2 separate regions of the Mus musculus genome follow, and region 2 is linked to region 1. The links are chromatin loops, found by intact Hi-C in ENCODE. Cell type or tissue: left cerebral cortex. All regions are shown on one strand.

Region 1 (2,500 bases):
AAGGTAGGGGCGGCGGGGGCCGGGAGAGGCCGGGGATCGGACGCACACGCCGAGGAAAGTCCTGGATTGCAGCGCTCCGGCGCACAGGGTGCACCCGGGTCGGGCCCCCGCAGTAGCCGCGGCAGGAAGGGGTTCTTCGGCGGGCACGCGGGGGCGGTGTGGCGGGGGTGGGCCTGGGTGTCCCGGCGCTAAGTTGTGGGGCACGGCGCCTCCAGGTCCAGTTCCTTCTTCCGCGCGCTCCTTGCTCCCAGCGCCGCACACTCGGCCCCGGAGCCGCGGAACCCGCGCGTTCTCTGGGCGCGGAGGACACGCCTGCCCTTGTCGAGAAAACTTTTCCTGCCGACTCAGTCGTGCCGGCCCGTGGCAGGAAGTCGGGCAGAGACCTCTCCTCTGACTGCTCCGACCGCCCTACCGGGTAGCGCTATCCTGCAGGAAAGCAAGTTTGTGGGGACCTTTGCCTTGCTCTCCAGGAGTCTGCCTTGCAGGGACGGCCGGCCTTGGGGAGGGCAGCGGGCCAGGGCGTAGGCCGAGGGCGCGTGGTGGCTCCGGAGACGAGGTGCGGAGCGCAGCCGGGACCCGCGCCGTAGCGCGCGAAGGGTGTGCGGCCGGGAGCAGGGAGCCCTCGGCGATCGCCGGCTGGAGTCCTCAGTCTTCTGCCTCCTTCGGGTGAGGACCGCGTCCTGGCCCCGAGTCCATCGAGGAAAATGAAGTTAAGTCGCCAGTTCACCGTGTTTGGCAGCGCGATCTTCTGCGTCGTAATCTTCTCACTCTACCTGATGCTGGACAGGGGTCACTTGGACTACCCTCGGGGCCCGCGCCAGGAGGGCTCCTTTCCGCAGGTAAGCACCTGGTGGCGGGCGCAAGCTGGAGGGCTGGTCCCGGGGCTCGCACTTCTCGGCACCGGGGCAGGGTGAGGCCGCACCCGACGACCGGCAGAGCCTCATCCGGCTTGCTGAGGTTTCGGACCGCTGAGTTTGCAAAGTGCTGGGCGTCATGCGGTGGCAGCCTTGGCACCGGGCAAAAGAGGACATATTCCCACATTTGCACCCGGGCCTGTGGAAGTGGGCTCGGCCACCTGCTGGTGGGGAACCGGTGTGAGTGTCGCCCCTAAGCTAGCTCAGGGTTAAAGCTGCCAGAGGCCGCCCAGATCCCTGAACGCACCGAGGCGCGGAAATTGATTAAACACAGCCCACCTAGGCAGATTTCTGTTTCTGACCCCTTTCCCTTTCACTGTCTCTTAAGAGATAAAAAAGTTTATTTCCTGTTGCAGCCCTTTGAGATATGGATAGTAGGGTTGATTTTAGTGTCGTCATGCTTCAGCTGTTACCTCGGGTTGGTTTGGAGCAGAGTGGGGAAGCGCCTGTTATTCTCTCACTGGAAGCTGTGCGGCGCTCAGTTCTCTGCGGGGTGGTCCAGCTGGCAGAGGAGTTGAACAAACGACCCACCCGAAGTCTTTCAGGAAAAGTTACTAGCAAATAACAAGAAATGGATGCAATAGGTTCTGTGTGGGAGGTGACCACGTAGCAATTGAGAGTGGCCTTTACGGCTTTTCTCTGTTGACACACATACATTTTAGTAGAAGCAGATGTGTGGAGAAATCCGAAGAATCCAAGTGTTGACAAGCTAACAACTAGTTGACCAGAGCAATCTACAACCTACCCGAATAAGGCTGATGTTTTGCCTTTTTTTTTCTTTTAATATGACAGTTTAAATGACTGGAAATAGCCCTTGCCATTTCTTCTGATATGCCAGGGTCAATGGCTTGGTGGGAATTTAATGAAATCGGAACGAGGACTTGCGGATTCTGTCATTAGTACACAGCACTAGAAGTATTTTTTTCTTTTAGAAGTGTGGAAATAAAAAGCTGGCCACAGACAGATGTTTCCAAATGTTTACAGCTTCTGCTTCCCCTATAGAGCACAGAGAGAAAATATATAACACATGCTCTCTGCTGCCTTTAAATTTTGAACTTGGGAGTTTGCACCGGCCTTGTGCAAAGGCTGGAGTAAACTGGCAGCCAGGGCCCGGGAGATCTGAGCTTTGTCCCACATGCTCTCTAATTTTGGAGTTAAATGTACCTTTCTCCCCCCAACCCCATTTTCAGAGTTTTCTCTTTGCACGAAATATATAAATGGAACTCCTCTTGCCCAGTGACGTCTTAATAGTGTCCTCTAGCTTTGGCTGGGTGATCGCTTGAACATGATTTATGCGAACATCTGCATGGGGTTCTCTGGCAACCTTGACATTTCCCTCTGTTTCTAAAGCAGCGAGTGACTCATTCTGTTACTGAGACATCTCAGGCAGTTGGTTCTCCCATTTTCGTATGAACCCCCAGCTCACTGAGAAGTTGAGGGTTTGCCTAGAGTGTACAGCATTTGGCAGAGCGGTGGTGGTGACCTTAGGAAGTGGTGCGTTGTCTGTTCCGAGAGAGAGAGAGAGAGAGAGAGAGAGAGAGAGAGAGAGAGAGAGAGAGGTGGGGGGGGCTTGGGAGTGGCATCCT
Region 2 (2,500 bases), 960 kb after region 1:
GATGGTGTTATTGTGGCAGAAATTTCTAGGAAACTGAGTCACCAAGCCATAGCCGTGTTCCATTGGGGAAAGGAGAGTTCACTACACTGGTCCCCAAACCACACTGTAGTGGTGTCAGCCCCAAGTCTTGGGTCCAATATCCTTTATTAGGTGGGAGTATGGAAGCAAGCCAACATGTCCGTTCAGGGGTGGCAGGGCAGTGTGAAAAGTCACTTACCACACCTCCTCCGTGCCTTCTGTTTCTGGAGATAACCACAAGCAGGAGGGGACATCTCAGTGGAACTCGAGCCCTGGGGAATTTCCGTTGTTTTAACACATGGCAGTTTGAGGACTCTCCACCCCATTCTCTCCTCTCCTTTGTCAGAATCCCTTGTGACCCTTCTCAAGGCACCTCTGATGCCGGTGGAGGGCATGGAGTCTATCTGTTGCTCTCCTGTTTCTGGTGACAAAAGTTAGGCATGGACCCAACAGGACAGCCAGGAGGATCATACCCAGGGGCGAGGCAGAAGCAGCCATGGGCTCCCGGAGGTCCAGGTGTCACCACCCCAGGAAGGTCCTTTTGTCGAGTCTCCGACCTTGCTTTCCACCAGCCATGTGGTATTTTCTCTACGATCCCTAAGTGGTTTGTGCAGAAACAGCAATCTTTTCCTCTGAAGACACACCTATGTCACCTTTCAGCTATGATTTCGTAAGGCTTCTGTCTAGTTCTGCAAGGCGACTGTAACTCTGCTGGCCTAGCCTGAGGCCCTCTTCGATTTGATTGGACAGCTGGCTATGCCCGACCTGTTGGATCCTGAGCTTAGTTGCTCCTGTGACAGCAGCGCCATTGAGGGGCATCTCCAATAACGTTGAGAGTAAGATGGGATTCCTCTCTTTCCGGTGATGAGGGCCTTAATATTGGTCTACCTCTGGTACAAGGAGAATATCTAGGTCTGGAGTCAGGAATACCATCCTGCCATCCCCCACTGGGTAACAGGTTCCATCTGCACAATCGAAGCATGTGCCATTTAGGCCTTGGTTCAAGTCACCAAGGTGCAGCTTTCCCCTGCTTCCCCTGCCTGGACATGTGGACCCGTCAGGCGGGAGTCAGCAGGGCTGTCCAAGACTGTTTGGCTTTCTAGAGTTGGGCTAGTGACCCCAGCACGGGTTAAGTTGCCTGGCTGGTCTTCACACAGATCTAGCAACCAACCGTTTTCCCAGTTCTAACTCCACCAAGCCACTTGCAAGTTGAAGCGTTTTCACTAGAGGGCGCCAGAGTCAAATCTGGATAAATCTGGTTTTTTCTCAGGATGGAGCAGAGGCTCATGGGTGGAGCCAATTGACCTCGCTCTCAGGCATAGAGGCACTGGCGGAAGCTCTAACCATTTGAGGGTCCATCCGTCTGTTTCATCCCTGCCTTCACACATCCCAACCCAAAGATACCAGGACCACCCCTGTTCTAACTTTGTTATCTTTAGTTTCAGAGTATCTCTTGTCCCGCTTCCGGGCTAGTCCCTGACAAGGAGACCCCTTGTCCTTCCGCGGGTGCACTGTCCTATGCCCCTGGCAAAGTTAAGTCCACACGGTCACAGCTTCTTAAGAAGGACCGGTATTTTCCCCCACAGTGATGTTCCTTCCAGGGGACTCATCCATATGCTATGCATGCCAATTGTTGCAAATTTCCTGGGACAGGGCTCAGTGCCGCTGCGTTTCTCTGTGATGGCTGAAGGACTGACAGTAATTGGCTTTCTCCTAGTCCATGCACCATCTGAAGGAGAGAAGACGGGGTCCCAAAGGGGGGTAGTTAGTTTTATTGAGTGGTCTCCCACAGAGCAATCCCATGGTTCACAGAATCAGTATTACCTACTGGCCTGGAGGCTCCAACAATGTCGATGCGTCTTTGGTGAGCTTCCCTGTGGGAGGGGTTACCATGGAGATGGCTGCTCCTGTGTCAAAGATGAAGTCCATCTTTGCTTGGGCCCAGCATCTATTTTGACGATGGGCTCCTAGGGCCAATTGTGACCGAACCTGGCGGTGCTCGGTCTGACCTGTCTCCCAGGTGACAGCCTCAGCCCTCGTGGGGGCTTCAGTTTCATTGCAGCTATGCTAGGGACCTCTTTTTGTTTGGGGTTTGGGCACTCATTCTTCCATTCGCCTTTCCCCTTGCAATAGACACACACACACACACACACACACACACACACACACACACACACACACACTGGTGCAGAGTTCCTGCCATATCGAGGGAGTAGACTTTGCAGACAGCCCTCTATCTAGTCTCCACCAGGGGACACCCCCTCTGTCTGATGCCTACCTGGCCTGCCACCTAGTGGTAACTTACTAACGCAGGCCCACACCCTTCGCTCACCCCATAGCCACCACCTGACCCCAATGGCTTTTTATCAGGTACCATTTAGACACTCAAAAATCACAACTTTGGTCCAAATTGATCACCCTTTGGCTGCCGGGTAGTGTGGTTCATAGGATATGCCACAGTGCACAGGAGGCAAGAGCCTTT

Evidence for each region. Peaks named below come from ENCODE experiments on the same cell type or tissue, not always from the same donor. Only the 100,000 strongest peaks of a DNase experiment are listed, where the experiment ranks them.
Region 2: a loop joins it to region 1, with 2.6 times the contacts of the local background. A loop is called at or near these places in 8 of 42 quality-filtered maps.

Annotation. Positions count from the first base shown.
Region 1 is chr17:64,601,032-64,603,531 of GRCm38, forward strand. It overlaps Man2a1 (mannosidase 2, alpha 1), which reads left to right and starts at 618. Exons shown (of 22, transcript NM_008549.2): 1 at 618-839. The coding sequence starts at 705. In left cerebral cortex, a CTCF peak has its summit at 1,375; DNase peaks (open chromatin) are centred at 455, 1,055, 1,375 and 2,232; H3K4me3 peaks cover 2,400 bases; H3K27ac peaks cover 1,967 bases.
Region 2 is chr17:65,557,165-65,559,664 of GRCm38, forward strand. It overlaps Gm35400 (a long non-coding RNA gene), which reads right to left. Exons shown (of 4, transcript XR_385703.3): 1 at 1,843-2,500; 2 at 492-1,747; 3 at 218-290. Among named protein-coding and RNA genes, the nearest start is that of Gm35400, 1.6 kb to the right of the region's middle. In left cerebral cortex, CTCF peaks have their summits at 1,250 (motif pointing right) and 2,319 (motif pointing left); DNase peaks (open chromatin) are centred at 9, 244 and 1,236.